3 separate regions of the Homo sapiens genome follow, and regions 2 and 3 are each linked to region 1. A link is a loop called in an ENCODE intact Hi-C map of the cell type or tissue named here. Cell type or tissue: Calu3. All regions are shown on one strand.

Region 1 (8,000 bases):
GCCTCGCCCTTATGATCTCATTTAACCTTAATTTCCTCCCTAAAGGCCTTATCTCCAAATACAATCATCCCTTGGTATCCATGGGGCATTAGTTCCAGGGCTACACACCATATCAAAATCGGCAGATGCTTATGCTCCTTATATAAAGTGTATTTCATATATAATATAAAATGTTATTTATTTAAATAAAACCTACCTACATCCTCTCATATACTTCAAATCATGTCTAGATTACTTATAATACCCAATACAATGTAAATACTATATAAATAGTTGTTATACTGTATTGGTTTTTTAATTTGTGTTATTTTTTAATACTGTATTATAATTTTTTTCAAATATTTTTGATCCTCAGTTGATTGACTCCATGGATGTGGAATCCACAGATATGGAGTGGCAACTATATAGTCACTGGAGGTTACAACTTCAGCATATGAATTTTGGGAGACACAGTTCAGTCCAATAACAAGTACCATTGAAAATTGAAAATTTTCACATAGGAGAAACGAAATACAGATGTAAGATAGCTAAGACTAAGTGAAAAACCTGTAGTCCTAAATGTGAGTAGAAACTATCAGTATGAGCATATATATATATACACACACACACACATACATATTTGTAATATAACTTTATATATGACTATATAATTTATATATATTATATCTATCCATTGAAAAGGCCTGAAAGAAAAGATAAACTCAGTAGCAATGAGACCACTAGTACCCAGATTATAATACCATTTCCTATTCAAATGAACCAGAGATTCTTAGAAAAAAATCTTTGACTCTAGGCCTGAGAAGGGAAATGTAAAAGCTGTACATATAAAATTTTGTCATCCCTGGTAGCAACCAAATTATTAGTTATCATTTCAGTGGGTTTATGAACCAACTTGAATAGTCTTCCCCAGCCAAATATAGGATAGTTTTATTTTTGGAATTGATTTTGACTACAGAGTATCTGAGCTTGCTTGCCCACTGGCTAGAATTCTATTAGTTACCTGATATCCTTTCAATAAATTCCTCTTTTGCTTTGAGTAAGTCAGAATTATTTTTTACTTTCAACTAAGAAACCAACAAATGAAACTTGCCTAGCATGACTGAAGGCATAATTGATGTTCAGTAAATGGTGATTTCCTTCCTAGGAGTCAAAAATCTACTATGACTTCTTTTCAGATTTTAAAAACTGTGAGGGAAACTTCCTGCCTATGAGGACTTCCCTCTTTCATGAGGGAGATTCTGCCTCTGTTCACATCCCCTGCAGCTCCCCTACTCTCCTCTACTCAAGGGAAGAAGGTCTGGAAGCCAATTGATCACAGTCCAAGGTTTTGACTGGGCCCCAGTAATCAGTGGGCAGGGCCACTGTCTCAAAATGTCAGCACCCAGTTCCTGTTTTCCCGCATTTTCTGCTTCCTATCTCCCAGTGGTAAGCAGACATAAGATCTCTTAGGTCTTCCTCAACCTGATGCTAGAGAGTAAATGCATTTAGTATTCCTCTCAAAGGTTGGATCTCTCTATCAAACAATATGCCTAAAATTTCCATTTGAAGAGAAATAAAAAATCCCAGTTACACACTGAGGCTTAAGACATGCTCAAGTTCATCTTTTACCAGAAAACGCTGCATTGGGAATTATCAGGTGCTGACTTAGCTAGTAATCATATAATTCATTGATTCTCATTTCCTGCTGTTCCTTTCCTGGCACAGAACTCCCCTGAGACACTAAAGGCAAGATGGGACCATTTAAGGACTCAGATATTCTTGGGTTCCTCACAGAGGAGAAGATGGGTGATACCACCAAGTAACACCAAAACTCCTCTCTCATTCTTACAGAACCACCAAGAGATGGGAAACAAAGTGCAAAAGAATATAGCATGGATACTGACATTTCAACACAGTGACTCTGACGTTTATGCTTAGGGGCTCTGACAGGTTGGCATAGGGTAGAAAGGAGCAGAGGAGGAGGCCAGTGGGAGGAGAAGGAAGGCCAAGTGAGAGGATGGCCTCCTCTGCGGTCTTCACTCGATTCTCTTTACCTCACTCCACTCTCCCCCATTAATTCCCACCTATACATCCAAGGAAGAGAGTGATAAAAAGGGTAATGAGGATGAGTCAAGTTCAAAGGTATTTTATTGGCCACATTCTTTTTTTGGGTGTTCATGTCCTGGGAATTTCTCTTTTGTACCTCTGGTGTGCGAAAAGCACACTTATACCACCTATGCTCCAGATTTTAAAGAGAGGCTCATTTCTCTCTCCTTTCGTTGGCATGGTTTTCCTTGGATTCATCTTTTCTTGCTGTCACAAAGTTAAAATAACAAAGCCTGAGAAAGAGGTATAAACTTAGGGGGAAAGTACCAAGACGGTCACTTGGACATTTTATTATTATTATTATTATTATTATTATTATTATTATTATTATTATTATTTTAAGGGTCTTGCTATGTTTCCCAGGCTGGTCTCGAAATCCTGGCCTCAAGTGATCCTCCCACTTAGCCTCCCCAAACACTAAGATTACAGCCATGAGCCAAGACACCTAGCCAGGGCCTAGTTTTAGCATTAATTTTGCCTTTAGATTAGACAAAAAGAATCTTTCAGTGGTTATCCCTAGCTTCGCAATGGCCTAGGGTAGTATTTGAAGCCAAAACATTCTTATAAAATGCATGCATTTGCCTGGCCCTGTCCTCTGAGCATGATGTCTCCCTTGTGGCACTCATGGACAAGGGCAAAGCTCTGGCAAGGCAGGATTTGGGTGTTCAGAACCTTGAGCCCAAGCCCAATACTACCCCCAACCCCAAATACCATGTCTTCCAATTCAAATAACATGGGTGATAATGGGCCTGCCATTCTAAAATCATGTCTGGCTAATGGCTTGGCAGGTGAATAATCTGCTATGAGCCTACCTGAGCAGTGGCTGCTCTTGGGACCAGAAGATGCAAACACACACAGCTGTGAGGAAGCCCCAGCTCTTGGGAACTGTTGCTGCAATCTCCAGGTCTACTGGCCTTGCTTCACTGTTTTCTGATGTCTCCATCAGCCCCATCCTGATGATCTCCTGGTACTCCCCGACTTTAAGGAGACCTGTTTGCTATGGAAGCTCTAGGAAATGCATAATGGTATGAGGTGATGGCTTCCAATAATGGGCCTTCGCATTCTGAAGATGATGTGGTTGAAATGTGAATGGTTCAGTCTGCTTGGGAGATGATCTTTCCAAGACAAGCTCCTGAACTGATGCTGCCTTATCTTCTTACATGTGTTCCTTTGTTCCCAAGTCACTTACTGGGACTTCAGATGCCATCTCAGGTCCTCTGCTTCCCTCTTCTGGTCAATTGAAGGGAATCTTTATAGCCATTTAGAGCTCAGGGGAAGAATTAATATATGATGCTACCTAGTATAGAACCAAATAATAATCTCCTAGTGATCACTTTTCAATTCACAAAAAGCTACACCCAGGAAATAGGGTAATTAAATATAACATTATTACCTATTAAATATGCTCACACTAAGGCAGTCATAACATCTATTCTACTGTACAGAACCAGAGGGAAGATGTTGAGCCAGCAGTTCTACATGTGATATCACTGTGTGTTTTTGTAGAAAGGGTTCTTTGGTTAAATGTATTTGGAAAATCTTAGGGTAAAATAAGTTACACAGGTTTCTTTACTAAAAAATTGCTCAGGGCCTTTAAATTTATAACGTGAATTGTTAATCTCCCAGGGGGATATGGTATATAATTTTTGATCGATGACTCCTTGATTGGAGAGAATTCCAAGGATTAGCATTCCATTCTGTAGAATATTCTGGGGGAAATGTGACACTAGACATTGAAAAGGTGAACTTAAAAAAGAAAGATCTTCACATTTTGAAATGGCAAGTGTCATCTCACCTAAGCCAACAGCAGGTCCGCAAAGCAAATGACCATTAGTACCTCTTGAGTTGATATCAGCCTCAAGTTTTTTTAAACCACAAAGCTTAGAGTTGGGAAAAGGACCCTAAAGGCCCTAAAGGTCCTTTGCAGACCAATCCCTCCATTTTGTAGATAAGATGACTGAGACTTAGAGAGCTATATAGTCTCAAAACCCAGTGAAGAAATATAATTTTACCATGTATTGGTGGGAATCCAGGATACACCACTGTTTAGCTGAGAGGAGCTGTCCATCACAAAAAGCCTGCATTTTGACATATTCGATAAGCAGGTTTTTTTTTTAGTTTAAGCCAGGTGTGGTGGCTCACACCTGTAATCCCAGCACTTTGGGAGGCCGAGGTGGGTGGATCACCTGAGGTCAGGAGTTCGAGACCAGCCTGACCAACATGGTGAAACCCTGTCTCTACTAAAAATACAAAAAGTAGCTGGGCGTGGTAGCACATGCCTGTAATCCCAGCTACTCGTGAGGCTGAGGCAGGAGAATCGCTAGAACCCGGGAGGTGGAGGTTGCAGTGAGCCGAGATCATGCCATTGCACTCCAGCCTGGGCAACAACAGCAAAACTCCATCTCTAAAAAAAAAAAAAAAAAAAAAAAATTAGTTTAGAAGAGTATATATCAGGCCATCCGCTTCACTGGAAAGATGTACGCAAGATGCTGCAGCCTTTAACAAAGAAGATCCAACTTATTATTCATTTATAAACCCACAGAAGGCACTTTTATAAAAAGACATCATCCTCATTCATGCATCAAATGGAAAGTCAGGAAATACAGTTTGTGTTAAACTCCAAAGGGCTTTGATGCTTTTTCATAAATGTTAGCACATTTGGGAGAACACCACAGCCTTCTGTGTTAGCTGAGACTATTCTGGTTGCTAGTGACAAGAACCCAGCTTGAACTAGTTTAGGCAGAATAAAAAGGAGGGTGGGGAGTAATTTATGGGAAGGCTCACATAACAAAAGGAAGAGCTGGCCGGGCAGGGTGAATGAAAGAGCCATCAAGATTATCACCTTCACCTCTTGCATTTCTCTCTGTCAGTCAGCTTTACTCTTCTACTGCAGATGGGATCTGCCCCCTCATGGGGGTGGTGGCTCTCTTTGGCTCATAATTTCACATCTTCCCTACCAGAAAGCAATGGTCTCTAGTTCAAAGGTCCCAGAGAAGGGCTCTGATTGGCCTTGCTTCTTCAAGGTGTACCTTTCTGAGGTAAGGGAAATAGGTCTTAATAGAGGCAGATAGCCTGGTGGGTATCAGTATGGGTTCTGAAGTCCAACTGCTTGAGCTCAAACACTGGCTCCCCTGCCTACTAGCTGATTGATCTTGAGCAATTTACTTAAGCTCTTTTACCTCAGTTTCCTTATCTGTAAAATGGGGACAATAATGGTTTACAGGTTTTATATCACGATTAAATGAGGAAAATATGTAAACAATTTTATATGGTACCCAGCACAAGGCAAGTAATCAATAGTCATTAGCTTTTCTCATTACTGGTTCAGCTTGGAGGGTTAGGAGGTCATGCTTAGATCAATCACTACGGCAATTCAATGGAAAGATTAAGAGCATAAGCTCTATGGTCTGATGATGTGATTTCAAGTTCCAACTCCTGCACTTACTAGCTATACCTTATGCAAGTTGCTTAACTCTTCTGTGCCTTTGGTTTCTTCATCTATAAAATAGGGATAATAATCATTCCTATCTTGTAAGATGGTTGCAAGAAATAAAAGAGATGACAAATTTGAATCATTTAGCATCTTGTCTAGCACACAGTAAGCATGCAACAAAGTTATTATTAAGGCTGTGCAGGCGGTCTACCAAAAGATGATATCTTCCATTTGAATCATGACAGTAGGAGTATTTCATTCATTTATTCAATAAATACTTGTTTAGTGCTACTATTGTGCTAGGCACTGTGCTGAACGTTAAGAATACAGGGTGATGAGCAAGACAGATAATGCCCTGAGTTCATGAAGCACACGTTAGTAAGGCTTTAAGCAGCGCGATATTATTCTGGGCAGGACAAACAACAAATGTCCACTATACCTACCAACTATTAAATCCCTAACTTCTGGCTGGGTGTGGTGGCTCACGCCTGTAATCCCAGCACTTTGGGAGGCCGAGGCGGGTGGATCACCTGAGGTCAGGAGTTCGAGACCAGCCTGACCAACATGGAGAAACCCTGTCTCTACTAAAAATATATAATTAGCTGGGCGTGGTGGTGCATGCCTGTAATCCCAGTTACTCAGGAGGATGAGGCAGGAGAATCGCTTGAACCCAGGAGGCAGAGGTTGCAGTGAGCCAAGATCATGCCATTGCGCTCTAGCCTGAGCAACAAGAGCGAAACTCTGTCTAAATAAAATAAAATAAAATAAAATAAAATAAAATTAGCTGGGCGTGGTGGCACGTCACTGTAATCCCAGATACTCGAGAGGCTGAGGCACGAGAATTGCTTAAACTTGGGAGGTGGAGGTTGCAGTGAGCCGAGATAGTGCCATTGCACTCCAGCCTGGGCAACAGAGCGAGAGACTTGGTCTCAATAAATAAATAAATAAATAGATCCCTAATTTCTCTGTTGATAACCAGTCCTTCAGATTTCTTATCTTCTGCCTTGTCTCAAAAACATAGTCACACTTAACCATTATATCTCTTTCTCCTTGTAAAGGGATACCTCTTTCTATTCTTGGTAGATAATTATGACTATGTATGAATGTACATACATACTGTATGTATAAATTGTATTATATGTATATATTCTTTATGATATTTTGATGATCTGGTAGATCACTTACCTGTTAGGAGTTTGGGAGACCTACCACCTTGATTAGCCTCAAATTTAGGAGTAAAACCAGGACAGCAGAAGGTCAGCTTCTCCAAAAGATAAAAGAATCCTTCAAAAGTTGGTTAGTAAACTTACCTCACATTATATACAAAAATCATTCTTAGGTGGATTATAGATTGAATGGAAAAAGTAAAACAATAAAGCTTCTGGCAGATAACATAGGAAAATATCTTTATGAATTCTGGATTAGGAAAGGTTTCTTAAACAAGATCCCCAAAGCACTTAAAATAGTTTGAAAAAGTTGACTACATTAAAATAGTTTGAAAAAATTGACTAGATCAAATTCAAGAACTTCTGTTCATTAAAGTGCATCACTAAAGGAGAGAAAAAGCAAACCTCAAAGTGGAACACCATTTTTCAATGTGTGTAATCAACAAGGGGTTCAGGGTTCATATCTAAGATACATAAAGAATTCCTACGAACCTACCAGTCAAAAGAAAACAAAAACAGACAACACAACAAAAAAAACAGGCAGAAGATTTGACAGATAATGAATATGAAATGAGCATTAATTCTCAACCTCATTTGTTAGCAGGGAAATGTACACTAAAGCCATACTGATACACCACTATACCTCACTAGAGTATCAAACCAAGCTTTCAAGGTTGTAGAACATCAAGAACTCAAATGTTGTTGATGGAAGTGTAAATTGGCACAATTACTATAGCAAACAGATTGACATTATCAAATAAAATACAAGATATGCATAATTTATGACACAGCAATTCACCTCCAAGTTATATACCCTCATAAAACATATGTTTATGTGCACCAGTATACATGTTTAAGAATATTCATAGCAGTACTGAATAATAACTCCAAATGGAAACAACCTAAATGTCTATCAAGAGTGAAATAAATAACAAATTGTGATCTATTCATACTATGAAATACTGTATTATGAGAAATAAGGAAAAAAGTACAGCTGCATGATATATAGAGGATGAATCTTAAAGACACAATATTACGTGAAAGGAGCCAAACAGTACAGAATATACACTGTATAATGTACTTTATATACAATTTTTGTTTTAAGACTGAATCTCACCATGTTGCCCAGGCTGATCTTGAATTCCTACGCTCTTGCAATCATTCCCCCTCAGCCTCTGGAGTAGCTGGGATTACAGGCACACGTCACCCAGCCTGGCTCTATACACAATTTTTTAAAAGGCAAAATTAAACAAGTTTTAGGACTAAAACTATCAAAGAAGAATAAGGAAGTAAATACTATAAAAATCAAGAGAGTA
Region 2 (8,000 bases), 140 kb before region 1:
AATAATTTCTCAGTAGTGAAAGTCAGATTTCTTGACAATATAGCAATTAGTTTGTCCACCTGTATGTACTCTCCTACATGTATCTGCCTGAAGCCCATTGCTACTGGTATCTCCCAAGATGGAAATGTGCCAAGCTGGTATAAGCCCAGTGGAATTTCACTAAGAAACTAGACCCAGCCACTCAGCCCATACTCACAGTCTTATCTTTCCTCCCATTCATTTACCCATTCACTCAACAAACATTTATTGAAGGCCTGTTAAGTGTTAGGTACTAATCTTTAGAACCTGCTCTATGGCTTTTTAGTCCATCTTCCCTTCACTCACTTTTTTTGACAAACCAGGCAGACAATGGTGTAGGAAATGTATATTTAATCATTCTCTTGAACGATCAGAACTCTAAAATCAGTTTTCTATAACAACATGTAATACAGTCACCGTGGCTCCAAGGTCCAGGAAGGCAGTGGTTAACACATGAAGAGTGTGGGAAGGGGGCTGGAAACAAAGTATTCTTTTCCTTCAAAGCTTCATTCCTCAAGGCCTCAATTCAAGCAGTCATTGTCCTTGCTTTCAAAAGTCTGTGTGTGCTTCATGGAAGGTATATGTTTGTTGCCTTAATTTGAATTGTGGCCAGGCAGGGTCTGGAGATCTAAATTCAGAGTAAGAAAACCTGAGCTAGAACTCAGGCATTTCTCTTACAGAACTTGGCTTGCAGGGTAGAATGAAGGGAAAGAAACTTAGAAGCTCAACAAGCTGAAGATAATCCCATCAGGCATTTCCCATAGGCCTTGTCAACTCTGTTCACTGAGAGATGTTATCCTGGTGCCCGATAGAGTTCTGGCTCTCTGTGCTGAGGCAGCAGCCAAAGAGACAGAATGCTTATTTGCCAATGACTAATGTGAGGAAGCAGACAGATTTGTTGGCTCCCCTCTTTCCAGGCCCTTTTCTACTCAAAACCAGGGTTTCTTAGCCCTGACACAGTTGACACTTCGGATTGGGTAGTTGTAATGGGGAGACGTCCTGTACATGGTAGGAGGTTGAGCAGCATCCCTGGCCTCTATCCACTAGTTGGTAGTAGCACTGTATCCTCCTCCACTCCCTCATTGAGGTAACCAAAATTGTCTTCAGACATTCCCCCGGAGATGGGGGGCGAAATCACCCCAGCTGAGTCCCACTGCTCTAGATGCTATTGAAAACTGAGGTCTTAGCTGTCCACGCAGGATGGAAAGGAGAAGCCTCAGAGCTTGTGATGACATAATGCCATATAGACAAGGTGAAAGGTCCTTCCCTGGACCATTCACGGATGAACATCATCTGAGAAATAAACCCGCATTTGTTTGTTTAAAAAGAAGGTGCTCAGTTTATTTATAAAATCGGTGTCGCCGACTGCTCTGTTTATGCTAAAATTATGATCATTTTTCTCAACTTTGGCATTTGTCAGTTGGGAAGAGAAGCCAAGGCACCTTTGGAAGCATCATAAAAAGTGAATCATTTGACCCATTACTAAAATGCAGCCGCCCCTGAGTTGCGAAGTGGCAGTCAATTAGCAGCGTCTTAGGGTACATACTACAGCTTAATTTGTGGAATATAAGATGTGGATATGTTGGGATAGACTTTCCAGGGGCTTCCTCAGAGCAACATTACAGCACATATAACTAAAAATTCAGAGACAAAGAACATGCACTATCCTGTCCTCTCACTCCCCAGGTGACAGGCAGGGGGAGGTCCCTGAGATCTGGGGATGCACTTGTCTCCACGTGCATTTTACTTATCACTCTTAACACACTTGTCTAGTTCACATGAATTATTTTCCCAACTTCTAATATGTCTTTGAAGATAGATTTATCTTGTTCATATTGGAGCCTTCTGCTTTTGGCTTCTTTTTGTTTCTTGCTCTTGTTTGCTCACTCCAGACTTCTAGATATGAATTCATTTCCTCCCAGAAATATAAAACTAGGTCATATCTGGTGGTGAAATAGTTCTGTAGATCCCTGGGATTGTGGAAATAACAGCAATAAGATACCATTATAGCCATTCACAAAACAATTATTGAGAACTGAGAGCTTCCCTGCCACTGCGTGGTGTATCTCTTGTTTAGAAAGGGGCTTATTTTTCAGTATTTTGATGTTGTTCTATTGAGGCCACATGGTCCCATGGGTTGCTGGGGAAAAAGAGATGGCTTGAATCTCTCCTTAACGGGGTATCATCCCAGTGGCAGTCTCAAGGAAGAGAAGAGATGGGTCCTTATAGTAAATGAGAACTGAGAGGAGTCTGGGCAGGCTCCTGAATAGAGGTGGAAAGGTGGTTTCTGCCTCAATTCCTAACCAGGGAGTGTGTGTGGCCTAAAATGCCATTACCCATTATAATGTGTGTCTCAAATAATGTTCTATTCATTTACTTTTATCATTATTTTTTTGAGACAGGGTCTCACTCTGTTGCCCAGGCTGGAGTGCAGTGGTGCAAACATTGGCTCACTGCAGCCTAAACCTCCTGGGCTCATGCAATCCTTCCACCTCAGCCTCCTGAGTAGCTGGGACCACAGGTGGACCTCCACACCTGGCTAATTTTTAAATTTTTTTGTAGAGATGGGGGTCTCACCATATTGCCCAGGTTGGTTTTAAACTCCTGGGCTCAAGCAGTCCTCCCATCTTGGCCTCTCAAAGTGCTGGGGTTACAGGTGTGAGCCACCATGCCCAGCCTTACTCATTTACTTTAAAAAATCTACTTGATTTATGGTTATTCCTCTATGGTGCCAGGGAGAAAGAGGTGGACTGCAGCTAACTGGGTAATTGTATATAAGCCTACGTGTGCTGCATGTGAACATTATCCATTAGATGTATGTCGTGGATATTTTTTTAAAGCTGTAAATTATTACTCTAAGGGAATACAAGGTAAAGATGAGTCAGCTATGTTATATAGGACATATTATTTAGTTGCAGGTTATTAAACACTCATTTGCAGTGTTGTGGGGAATCAAGGAAAGAAAAAAGTGCTTTTCACTCTACTAGTGAGATTCCCAAGGGACAGTTTCCTTAGGGAAATCTCTGCTGACAACTGTGGAGGATTGGAAATGATGAAAACTGGCGGGTTTCCTTACAAAGAATCTCCTTTGTTCACTGCACTATAGTGAAATCTTGGAGAACAAGAGAAAGAATGAAAAGAAGCAGATCAACAGATCTTTACCTGCCTCTGAGGACTTAGCAATGTAGGCAAGGAATACATGTACCCTGGAGAGTGTAAGACATAAATCATACATGCATGCCAAGAGGATATAAAATACAAAGACTCTTGGGGAGGTGGGATATAAGCTAGGAAGCATTTTCCTAAAATGGATAAAGGAAGTAGTGGGTATAAATTGCCACAGAGTAGAGAAGATTTCCAGGAAAAGACAGTGAGGGAGGGAGCAAGACCAGAAAGTAATGGTAGTTAGCAGGTAGTGGTAGGCAGCAGTAGTGGTAGGTAGTAATGGTGGGTAGGTATGCTTCTGTGACTTTGACTTCGATATAGTTATGCCCAGAGAGTCACTTTAGGCTCTGGAGCAAAGGAAGGCTATGATGAAATCGTGTTTCAGAATACTTCGATTCTGGCACCGTGTTTCCTATCAGCTAAAACAGGGAAAGGAAGGAGCAGGTACAGTGTTTCAAAACCAGTCGGGGTGTGAGATGATGAAGGCTGGATTAGGGTCAATCTGAGAGGCAACACAGGGGAAAATGTGATAGGTAGGGGTTGATAAGAAATTGACATGCGGGACAGAGGGGAGACAAAAATAGCTCTGAGGCTGTAACCCTGGAGGCTTGGTGGGGATGCCACTGAGTAATATGGGAGTATCGACTGGAACTTCATGATCTCAGCTTTATACACATTTCATATGCAGAAGAATATTCAAAAGGAAATATCCTAACAATAATTGGAGCCAGAGGACTGAAGTGAGAAGGAAATCTCAGCAGGAGGGCTAGTTGGTGAGTCATCTGCCAACTGTCCACAGGGGCCGGCTGGAAGGGCAGGGAGGGGTTTTATGTGAATGATGATATGCTTTATAAATAACAGTGGAATCCAGGGTAATTACTCAGGGCTAAATATCTCTTTCTCTTCAATAAGTTATTTTGCCTTCATTGATGACTGAGTAACTTAAAAGGTATTTGAATTTACATAAATACTTGAATTGTATGTTATTTTTCCTATGGGTCTGTCAATGAAGTCTATGCTGTTTGCTGACCTAACAAATGATTACCTTTCCCAGTACTAGTGGAAATAATGTCACAGCCCTGGTGTCATTAAATGTTTCTTTCTGTGGCTGATGCTGAAGGCTATCCGACTCTCATTAGGAGCACAAGCACCCACAGAACCAATATCCCACACTATTTGTGATTAATCTCACCTGTTGTAACAATGACTTTGCATGCTTTTTTGTGGCCGAGGCACATTATTTTAGCATCAGGTAAGGGCTGAGAGGCAGAAGTGCCCAGCTGATGGCAAAGAAAGAAGAGACACACAGAGAAGCCTTTGAGTTTAGCAGCTGTAGGTGACTCCGCCTTTTGATCTCCGATTCTGTGAAGTGAGAGAAAAAGTTTAGGGTCATACAGGAGAAGCTGGATGTCTTCTTCACATGACTGGTTAGCAAAGAAAAGTACCTGAAAAACAGAACAAGTTGTTCCTAATTCAGGCAATTTTTTACCCCTTTGCCCACCTCTCCGTAACTGGCTTAAAAGTAGAGCTTTCTCTTTCTTCAAAGAAAATTCCATTCTGTGGTCCACTCCAGTGAACACTCAGCCGAATGAAAAACTATACCAATAAGAGATTGTTATGGGTTACCAAATAAAGAATAGGCTAAACAAACAGCCATGGCCAGTTCTTGGCTTGAGACGCATTTTCCCTCCAGGCAGTGATCTTTACAGGATCCACGTCATTACATTAGCTTTCATCATACCACTATAAAGTGTCTAGGAAGTATTATTCTCATTCTGAAGCAGAGAATGGTAGATGTAAAGAAATGAAATCATACTTCTTTTGCTCAATTTCCTCCCTAGACAATCCTATCTCTTTTATTTCATTTCAGCTCTGTCACTTACCAGCTGTGTGACTTTAGGCAAGTTACTCAATGTATGTGCTCCAGTTTCTTCATCTATAAATAGGGCTAGAATACTAATAACCTACTTCATAGGGTTCTTATGAGGATTAATGAGTTAGTGCATGCAAAGCACTTAGAACAGTGTCTGGCCTATAATAAGCACTCCATAAGTACTGGCTGTAAAAACGACAATAAAGCCAACATCACTCAAGCCTAATAAATATCACTTTCATGCTAGTCATTTCCAAGTCTACCTCCTTAGTTTGAACTCTGTCTTGAGTTCCACATCTAGATTTCCAGTTGCTGCTAGATATGTCATTTAAAAACATAATTATTCAGTAAATATTTCTGAGTACCTACTATTGGGGTTCAAAGAAGTCCAATAAATAACAGCCTCTTCCCCAGCTTAGCTCTGAACCAATTAAAGAGAAGGACAAAAAAATAAGGCAACTGGAAGATCAAAATATCACCTTTAGTGCTGAAAATATGTTAATAGAGAATGAGGCTTTGTAGTTAGGCAAGTGGGCTACAGCCGAGACTCCCCACTGTCAGACAGAACCAGACTGGTGCAAGTCTCCTGCAGGAGCAGATTCTACCCCTGAACAACTGACGGCCTGCAGGAGCACAGCAGAATGTACACGGGCTTCCTGAGAGTTAGCAAAAACAAAAAGAAAAAGGAGGAGCTGAGCTACTTATGTCCAGCTGCTCCTAATATACTCATCAATCAGATAAATTAATTCCTTGTTCTCTCAGGAAGAGTGAAAGAGGGAGGAAGAGAGAGGCTAAAAAGATGACACTGGTGGGGATCCCTTCTCATAAAAGGAAATATATGGAGTAAGGGTGTAGTGTTCTCCCCAAAACCTATCACATGCTGGCTATTGTGCTAAGCACTGGGCATCTCTACCTGGGTACACTATGGGCATTTCAAACTCGACATCTCTAAAACCCTTATCTACTCCCCACACATATTGCTCCTATGTTTTGGGGTGGGTTTTTTTTTTTTTTCTGGTAGCATCACCAACCTCCTAAGTATCCTGGGTAGAAATATCAAACCCACTTTGACTTGTGATTTCTCTTGACTTTCACATTTGCATCACCAAGGACTGTACATTATTTTGTTTATGCAACTTTTGATTCTTCCCCCTTTTCTTTCCCATTGCCCCTGCTCCAGTTAATACTCTCATAATTTCTCCCCCAGACCATTACTGTAAGCTCCTGACTTCAGGTCTTCCCATTTTATCCAAACCATTTTTTTTCTTCTTCAAAACCCAGCCGGAACTCTGCCTTATCTATGGATCCACTTCAGTCATAATTAACAACTCTTTCCCATAGGTACTAAATCTACACTGTGATTAACTTCTCTTTTGATACTTATGCTATTCATTTCAGTATCTCAGGGGGCTTAAAAAAGTACTCTGAACATACTTGGCACACAATAGATATTTGTTAAATGAATGACCTAAATTAGCAGTATAGGCAGAGAACACAATATGTAAATCCCATGGCCCTACTTGTTTAAAAACATGCATGGAGCACCTACTTTGTCTACAACAATAAGAAATTCTGCTATTTTCTTAATTTTGAGCTACCAAAAGTTGTATTTCATCCTAGCCTGACACTTCGAACACTTGTTTTGATGTATCCAACAAACATGTAAAGAAGACAGATCTGTTAATTGAATAAAAGGTGTGCTCAATGTCTATGTCTTGTTCAGTTGTGGCCCTTGCTACTAGAAGACATTATTTACACAGCTTGGAGCTTTTTACTGGGAACTGGACTGAGATACTGTTGTCAGCACCCATTGTTTTAAATGACCAATACTTCAGTCCCTCCTTCTCTTCTGGGAAGGCCTTTCATCAGATACTGCCTCATTGGCCTAGGTATGGGCAGCTGACCCAAGTGGAGTCAAAGTCCTTCTTGGGAATGTAGAATGAGACTGATGAATTGAGGTTCAGTCTCACCACTCTCTTGAGTAAGAGATTTTTAAATATAGGAATGCTTGGCAATCACGTCTTGCCATATGGACTAAAACAAGAGAGTAAAGAGAGAATTAAGTAGAAATGAGAGAAAAAGAATCTCAATGGGATTTAAGTTCCTGGTTCCAGTTGATCCTGAAGTCAACTGAACTTCCTGTCTTTGGTTCCACAACATTCTAGTACACTTCCTACACTTCCCTTTCAGACTAGATTTATTTATATTGGTTTTCTGTTACAGGCAACTAATAATCCTAACCAGGATAGTTGCCAATTTGTTCCTCAAGATGGTGCAAGAGCTCTCGCTCTCATATGTAATTTTTTAGTTAGATACTTTTTAAAAATTGCAGTAAAAACAACAAAATTTACCATCTTAAGCATTTTTAAGTGTACAGTTCAGTAGTGTTAAGTATATCCACGTTGTTATAAAACAAATCATTAGAACTTTTTCATTTTGCAAATCTGAAACTCTATACTCATTAAACAAAAACCTTTCTCCTTCAACTCTTCCACCCTGCCCTCTGCTAACCACCATTCTACTTTCTGTTTCTGTGCATTTGACTGCTTTAGATGCTTTGTTTAAATCATATAGTATTTGTCTTTTTGTGACTGGCTTATTTCACATAGATAATGTCCTGAAAGTTCATTCATGTCATAGCATATGATAGGATTTCCTTCCTTTTTGAGCCTGAATGGTATTCTATTGTATGTGTATACCATATTTTGTTTATCTACTCATCTACTAATGGACATTTTGGGTTGATTCTATCTCTTGACTTTGGTGAATAGTGCTACTGTGACCATGGGTGTTCAAATATCTCATTCAGACTCTGAATTCTTTTGAAGGCATACCCAGAAGCAGGACTGTTAGATCATATGATAGTGTAAGTGTGAGCCACCATGCCCAACCTGAGTGTTACAGTTCTTTTTTTTTTTTTTTGGAGAGTGTTACAATTCTTAAA
Region 3 (8,000 bases), 75 kb before region 1:
CAACAGGTGGAGATGGGGGAAAAGCATAACACTCAGAAAATCATCTACCCTCAATAGGAGCAGGAACACAGGTGCCACCTATTTAAGTCTTTCTTCCAATGTACAATTTATCTCATTTTGCAGATTCCTGTCCTGTTCACGGGATGGACTCAGAAGGTTCTGAAGGCTCAGATTTTATAGGCTCAGGGAAGCTGAAAGTTGGACACAAATACGGCCTGTGCTGAGATCTCCTCAGCCCAGGCTCAAGCAAGATTTTCTTACCAGACAAGCTTCCATGGTGTTGCGAGGCACTGTTTTCTCTGACCTTCAAGGTCTGAGATGTCTGAGCCAGGCACCAGCTTGCAAACTTAGGAGAAATGGGAAACCAAAATTCCAAAGCAAACTCCCTGAGCCTCCTTGTCCCAGGATCCCTCATTCTCTACTTCATCCACCTTCCTATGGTAGAAAGATCCCTGCTCCTTCTCTACTCAGTAGCTTCCTTCCTGTGACATGTTTTTATCAATGCCATTGTCACTAGTGATTTCAGATGAAACAGGGTAAAGGTTTATGGATCACTAGCCTTGTGTGTTCCATGAAACTCTGCTCTGTTGACATCCATTAATCTCTATCCTGGCCTCTTGCTACCTGTCTTGCCATTTATTCTCAGCTCTTTCCCTGACCCCCCTCTTCCTCTGCCCACCCTTGAATGTTGGTGTTCTTCAGCCATCCGTCCTGGCCCCTTGCTTCCCTCCCTCCACATGCTCTCCGTAGGAGCCACCCCCTATGACTATTCCTTGCCCTTGAGCTATTGACACTAGATGTCTATCCCCAGGCCTGACCTCTCCTAGTTTTAGCCTCATGCCCTCTGCTGCCCAGGGAGCATCCCCATCTGAAGGTCCCAGGGGAATCTCAAGCTCAACACATTAACTAGCTCTCCTCTCTCTTCCTTGTCCCCAACTCACTGCACCCAATCCAGAAACATGGTAGTCATTCCAGGATCTGCCCCTTGCCTCACCTACTCTTATTCTGCAGCATCCTACCTGCCCCTCCAATCATTGATCAAATATCACCAGTTTTAAGTCCAGTGTTTCCTGAATCCATTTTCCTCCTGTAGTTCTTTACTCTCACTCTCATCTATGCCAGGTCCCTGTCATCCTGTATACTCTGACCACAACTGTTTCCCAACTCTTCTTCTGGCCTCCAGGCTTGCTGCCCACCTGAGACGAAAACCACCTTGACCCCCCTCTGAAGGCTCTGAAGGCTCAGATTTTATAGGCTCAGGGAAGCTGAAAGTTGGACACCAATATGGCCTGTGCCTGTAAGGGCTCCTCATCACCACAAATCCCAGTTCTGAGTCTATCGAAGGCCCAGTGTGACCTGGTGTGACCTCTCAGCCTCATCTCCCAGCATTTCCTGCCTCAAACTTCATGTTATGATGATAATACACAGTAGTGTGTAGCTTTCCAACACACCATGCTCATTCATGAGTTTTATTGTATTTGATTTAATTCTGTTTCCTCTACCTAGACAGCCTTTTCCACCCTTCTTCACCTGGGTCATATGAACTCATTTTTCAAGACACAGCCCACCCATTCTCTGGCTCAGAAACCCTCCCCAAAAGCCTTGGGTGAGGGAAGTGCTCCCCTTGCAACCTGTGCTTATTGTCTGAGGACTTAAGGGTGGCGCGTTAGAGTTGTTATGTGGGAGTCTTTCTCCTCCATTAGGTTATGACCTTGACAGCATCTTAGTCACTTTTGCCCCATTGTCTAGTGCAATATTCAGGACACAGTGAGTGCTCAGTTAATATTGTTGACTGGAACTTAACCCCCTCAGAGCAAGGGTTTTCTACCCCTGTCCTCCTAGCAAGCATTCTGCAAATGTTTCATGAGCGAATGCTGCTGCTGTCAACAGCCATGATGGGGAGAGGGGAGGAGGGTTCTAGTCACACAGTTCCTAAATGTGCACAGAGGCCAGGCACGGTAAAATCTGCACATCAGCATTCCATCCCTGAGCAGCATGCATGCTGAGAGTGAGATCTGAAGGAATTAGGCTCTCTGGAAATTATGAATACTTAGGAGAATAACTCACTGGGTCTGCAGAGGATGGCAGGCCCTTTCATGAGCGTTCCAACATCACCACTGTCATGATCACCTCCAGGAGAGGTATTTTTATGAATTAAGGCCATTATGACAAAGGAAGAGGGTTATTAGGGTCAAGAGTTACCCCAGGCAGGCTCCACCTGCATCCCTGAGATGAGCTTTCATGATCCTGCTCCCCACTGAAGCTGCTCATTGGCCCTCTTCCTGGAGGTCCCTTGCACAAAGGATCTGCCACCCTCATGGACAGTCGCTGCTTCTGAAACTGCAGAGCATGAATAGCCAACAAGGCATGCAGGAGCCAACAAGAGGAGTCTCTGTTGATTCCAGTGGGTTTCTGAAGGGTAGGGGATACGAATTTTGAACACCCACCTCCTGCTAATCCTCCAGCAAAACCAGTCAGACTGGATGCAAAGCATTACGAGAGAGCCCACACATCCCATCTGACCTCTGAACAATGGAGCCACTTGTTGCAGGAGGAGTGTTTCATGTCCTTGGGATCAAGGCTGGAGGAATGGTGGGCATGGAGAACTGGGACTGGCAGGAGCAGGGGCAAGGGTGGCAGGGGGAGAGAGCTTGGGATTTCAGAGCAAGATCCCCTCATGCACAGTTTCACAGTCATCTGGCCTTAACTTCTCTGAGGTGATAACGAGTCTTCACAAGGCAGTGGTGGACACGCTGCTCTAAGACACCTAGTGCAGGGCAGGGAAGGAGTCACTCACAAAATGCTAGCTCCTCTGACATAGGTGCTTCTTAGGGACATCCTCTCAGGGCAGAAGGGTCTAGAGGGAAGCCCCTGCCACCCACTGCTTCTCCTGGAGCACAGTGCTGTAGCCAGGCACAGGGGTGGGGGCAGAAGTGCCGCTGCAGCCACCCCCACCAGCCCTGCAGAGTCCTTCACCTCTGCTACCCGGCAGGTGATTTCAGATAAACGTGAGTCGAGTCAGGGGAGCTGATATTTTGTTTCAAGGAAAAGAACTTTCTAGGCTGCCTCTGGGAAGTAACATTACTCTCGTAGTCTCTTCACAAACTTTTCACTGTTGACCTGAGGATTCCTTTCCTCTCTCCTTCCCTCTCTTCTTTTCTTCCTTTTGTGGGAAAAAGAAACAAATTGGAGGACTGGTCCTTCAAACAACCTCTAGAACCAACAAGTATCAGCCTCCCTAAACACTGTCCTGAGTTGTGACTGACACTGAATCAATCATTTCAAGAAAACCCTGCACTTTCCATCTCTTTCCTTCCAGGAGGGTAAATGCTGTTCTGAGGGAAAAAGAGGCAACTAGAATGTAGCTCAGGGGAGAAGCAAAAGGTAGGGGAGGGAACTTGCTTCCTTCTTCCTCTCTGGGGAGTTCAGCAGCAGCAGCAGCAGCAGCAGCAGCAGCAAGTTCTCCTCTCCAAGGAGCTCCTAGGAAAACTAGGGACCCAACCTTTGAGCTGGGGGGGCCTGGGGAGGGGTGTTGGTGTGAATTGCTCAAGAGTAGCAAGAAATCACACCCACAGAGAATGAAAGCACATTCTCCTCCGTCCCCCTGGGGGCTGCATAAAGGGTCCTCCTGCATCCCCTCCACTGTCGCAGTCATGGATTCCCTGCCATCCCACCATGCAACCCACACCAGCCTGCTCAGTGTCCCCATGGTGCTCACAGCCTTGACATCTCAGGGGAATGCCCAGCTTGGCACGTACTCCCCTCAGTCCAAGCTGCCCAGCAAGCGCCAGCCCTCCATGGCAGGCCACCAACCAAAAACCTCCCTAACCCTGAACAGGTGCCTTGAGCAGCTGAGGTGGGATGTTAAGTCAAATCCAGTTAGGCTCTTGTCTGGCCAGGCTCCCGCTGGCCCAATGCTGGATCAGATAAAATTACAGGTGGGGTCCTATGGGACAGCCCAGCAGTGCTCAGCATCCCCAAAAGACCTCACTGCTGTTCCCTTCACCCATAAGGATAGAGAGAAGAGTATATACTACCTCCAGAAGAGGATCTGCCCCAGGGAAGCCATGGCTGGGGAAGGTTCCCAGCGTATCTGGGTACTGGCTGAGTGGAGCTGCCGCTGCCTTCCTTGGTGACTCACAACCAGCTCCCGTGTATTGGCCTTAAATAGTGTGTTGAGGCCGGGAGTGGTGCGTGCAGCTGTAGACGGCTCAGGTATGAGGAAACTGGCTGTGCAGAATTCCCTGCAGGCACAGTGGCTGCCTGCTCCGGCCAGCCAGCCAAGCCAGGGGCTCAGAGCTGCCTTTCCAAGTCTTGACTTTGGGAGGGTGACGAGGAAAAGCTTCCCTGGCCCTTGCTTCAGGGCCTGCATTCAGCAGGACTTTCCTCCTGACTGTGGAAGGGAGCTGTAGGGAGGGAGATTTAATCTCAAAATAAGAAAGGACTGGAATAGCTCAAAGTGTCAGGCTATGCTGGGAGCCTTGGGGCCAGGAGTCCCCATCTCTGCTGGTAGATGACGCTCAAACAGAGGCTGGGTCACCATTGGTCAGGTCTCTCGTGGAGGAGACTCATGCTGGGGGACCTCAGGAAGGCCATGAGCTGAAGTGACAAGACCACTGAGTTTGTCACTCAAGACTGAACTTGCCTAGGTCTCCTGAGATGCCCAGCTGGGTGTGCAATTCTCTTCCAGCTTCATTTCAGTGGGAGCAGGAGAGGGCCAGCACTTCCCACCTTGCAATTTTTTTGAGACTCCAAAAAGACACTGAATGTGCTCTGCTTCAACTGCCCCTCTCTCTGGAGATCCCAATACTCAGAAGCTATTGCTGTCAAAGGTGAGTGGGTTAGCAAAAATCTCTGACATTTCATCCAGCAGATTGCCAACTAGGCAAGATTCTCGTTAAAGCCTAAACGTTGCTCTCTCTCTCTCTTATTCTCTCTCTCTCTCCTTATTGTTTCCTCCAGCCCCCAGAAGTACCTTGGATGGGAAAGTTTCATGACTGGTTGCCTGGCTTACTGCTGCTGCTGACTGACTATGTTTGCAGTGAAGGTGCTCCAGGCCTTCAGCAGCATCCTCCTAGTGTTTGCGTATGGGCAGGTGGAGCAACCATTGAGTAAAGATGGAGCAGAGAGAACTGAGTGGTGAAAATAAGGCAGCAGGAGAGGGCAAGGTCACAGTGGAAAGACCTTTAGAGTCAAACAGCTAGGTTCAATTCCTGGGTTCCTAATTAATCATGTGGCTTTGAGAACATCACTTTACTTCAATGTGTGTCTCACTGGGTTGCAGTGAGGGATAAATGAGAGGCGGGTCTATGTGCTTTCCCTTCCCCAGAATAAGTAAAGGGTGATGCCCTGGAATCTATGCAGTGCCAGTGCTGAATGGTCACTTCCCGGGTCTGGGGAAGCTGAGGGCAGTGGGAGCAGTGGTTTCTGTAATTCCAACCAAAGGCACAGGGATTCTGCCCTACCCCTCAATGAGCCTTAAGAAGAGCAGCTTCAGCTGGGCACAGTGGCTCAAGCTTATAATCCCAATATTTTGGGAGGCCAAGGTAGGAGGAATTTTTTTTTTTTGAGACTGAGTCTCGCTCTGTTGTCCAGGCTGGAGTGCAATGGTACAATCTTGGCTCTGTAACTGTAACCTCTGCCTCCTGGGTTCAAGCGATTCTCCTGCCTCAGCATCCCAAGTAGATGGGATTATAGGTGCACCACCGCACTCAGCTAATTTTTGTATTTTTAGTAGAGACGGGGTTTCTCCATATTGGCCAAGCTGGTCTCGAACTCCCAACCTCAAGTGATCCACCCACCTCGACTTCCCCAAGTACTGGAATTACAGGCATGAGCCACTGCGCCTGGCTGGTAGGAGGAATTCTTGAGCCTAGCAGTTCGAAACTAGCCTGAGCAGCATACTGAGACTTCGTCTCTACAAAATTTAAAAAAAAAAAAAAAGAATCCATCTAGTAACAGGAAAACAAACAAAAAATTAGCTGGGCATATAGTCCCAGCTGCTCAGGAGGCTGGGGTGGGAGGATCACTTGAGTGGGGCTTGAAGCTGCAGTGAGCCATGATCGTGCCAGTATACTCCACGATGGGCAACAAAGCAAGATGCTGTCTTAAAAAAAAAACAAAAAAGCAGCCCCACCTCAAACACCCTGGGGCAGAGCCATGGAGTTTCTCTCTTCTAGCCATGCATCATCACTAAAGGGACAGCTAAGGATGACCCTGGAGGGAAAATCAAGACAACCCAGCAGAGACACCTCCGAGTGAGAGGGAAAATGTAGCTGAAGTGGCCCACCTGTTAGAGGGCAGGCATTACCTGGCAGGGATGTGGAGCTGAAAAGCATTCTGCTGCCTCTGGAGAAGCAAATGGACAGTACTCTGGTTCTGACTCCAAAACTTGAAGAATATCACACACAAAATAATGAGGGAAATCATTACAAAGCAACAGCCCAAAAGTGTGTGTGTGCGCATGTGCACGCGCGTGCACGTGTAAAGAGAGAGTCTTGGAAACATTGAACTCTCCAGCATTTGAAAGCCTCTCTTGGCTCCCCTGACACTGTTCTCTGAGACTCTCACTAATGCCCCTCACTGTCTTGTGCCCAGGCCCTTTTCCTTCGCCTCTCCCATAAGTGATAGGGGTCCCTGTGGTCCTGTCCTCTGCCTTTTCTTCTCATAGCACACATGTGCCCTGGGCAACCTTGACCACTGCTCTGCTTCGACTGCTCTGGAGATCACAATATCTGCATCCTCAGCTCCCTTCCCTTGACCAAGCCCCAACCCCACATACCCAGCTGCTTAGTGGACATCTCCAATCGGCTGTCTAGAAGGCACCATCTCCCATCTCTAACCCGGCTGCTCCCCCTAGGTCACATCTTTTGGAACACAACAGCATCCCACACTAGGCTGCCACAGTCAGAAACCTCAAAGTCACCCTTTATTCCGCCTGCCTGGCTCCCTACATCCCTGATTCCTCCTCCTTGGGTTAGTCTACTAAGGCTGCCATAAAAAAGTACCATAGACTGGTGGTTGAAACAATGGAAATGTATTTTCTCACAATTCTGGAGGCTGCAAGGCTGAGATCAAGGTGTCAGCGGAGTTAGTTTCTCCTGAGGCCTCTCTCCTTGGCTTGTAGATGGTTTCTTCTCCCTGTGTCTTCACGTGGCCTTCCCTCTGTGTGTGTTTGTCCTGATCTCTTCTTCTTTTTTTTTGAGACGGAGTTTCACTCTTGCCGCCCAGGCTGGAGTGCAATGGCGCGATCTCGGCTCACTGCAACCTCCACCTCCCAGGTTCAAGCAATTCTCCTGCCTCAGCCTCCCAAGTAGCTGGGATTACAGGTGCCCACTAACATGCCCAGCTAATTTTTTGTATTTTTAGTAGAGATAGGGTTTCACCACGTTGGCCAGGCTGGTCTCGAACTCCTGACCTCAGGTGATCCACCCGCCTCGGCCCCCCAAAGTGCTGGGATTATAGTGCCAGCCCTAATCTCCTCTTCTTATAAGAACACCAGTCATATTGGATTAGGGCCCATCCTGATGACCTCATTTTAACTTAATTACTTCTTTGGAGGCCTTATCACCAAATACAGGGGGTTAGGACTTTATGAATTTTGAGGAGAGACATAATTCAGCCCGTAAAACTCCTCTATGCCTCCTAAGTCCATCCCTTCTCTCTATCCCCAATACTATTGCCCAGATTTCCTCCCTCATCATTTCCAATTTGAATTAAACTATTAAATAGTGTCCTTTTCCTAGTCTGCCTCTACTTGTGCTGATCCACCCACTTCCACTAGAATGATCTTTCTAAAATGCAAATCTGATGAGGCACTTGCCTGCTTGAAATGACCAATGCCTCTCCAGAGCCTGTGGTCTGGCCTCTGCCTACCTCTCCAGATTTTTCCCTCATGTCTCCTTTTGGTCCTCTGTGGACCAGCCGTACTGCACTGCTTCAGGTTGCTCTAAAATGCCAGCGTGCTCTCCCAAGCCATCCTGCCTTTACACAAGTTGCTC

Evidence for each region. Hi-C counts contacts between places; a loop is a spot of excess contacts. Peaks named below come from ENCODE experiments on the same cell type or tissue, not always from the same donor. Only the 100,000 strongest peaks of a DNase experiment are listed, where the experiment ranks them.
Region 2: a loop joins it to region 1, with 4 times the contacts of the local background. A loop is called at or near these places in 6 of 110 quality-filtered maps.
Region 3: it touches region 1 in a loop (4-fold over the local background); 4 of 110 quality-filtered maps call a loop at or near these places.

The regions. Positions count from the first base shown.
Region 1 is chr1:117,281,486-117,289,485 of GRCh38, forward strand. No RefSeq gene overlaps it. Among named protein-coding and RNA genes, the nearest start is that of LINC01525, 10 kb to the right of the region's middle. In Calu3, a CTCF peak has its summit at 3,326 (motif pointing left); no DNase peak of the experiment used is centred here.
Region 2 is chr1:117,143,238-117,151,237 of GRCh38, forward strand. VTCN1 (V-set domain containing T cell activation inhibitor 1) reads right to left here. Exons shown (of 6, transcript NM_024626.4): 5 at 4,376-4,545; 6 at 350-1,988. The coding sequence ends at 4,421. Among named protein-coding and RNA genes, the nearest start is that of TRIM45, 25 kb to the left of the region's middle. RefSeq lists an enhancer at 3,206-4,405. In Calu3, no CTCF peak of the experiment used is centred here; a DNase peak (open chromatin) is centred at 3,974.
Region 3 is chr1:117,206,787-117,214,786 of GRCh38, forward strand. VTCN1 (V-set domain containing T cell activation inhibitor 1) reads right to left here and starts at 4,141. Exons shown (of 6, transcript NM_024626.4): 1 at 4,038-4,141. The coding sequence starts at 4,069. In Calu3, no CTCF peak of the experiment used is centred here; DNase peaks (open chromatin) are centred at 2,525 and 4,245.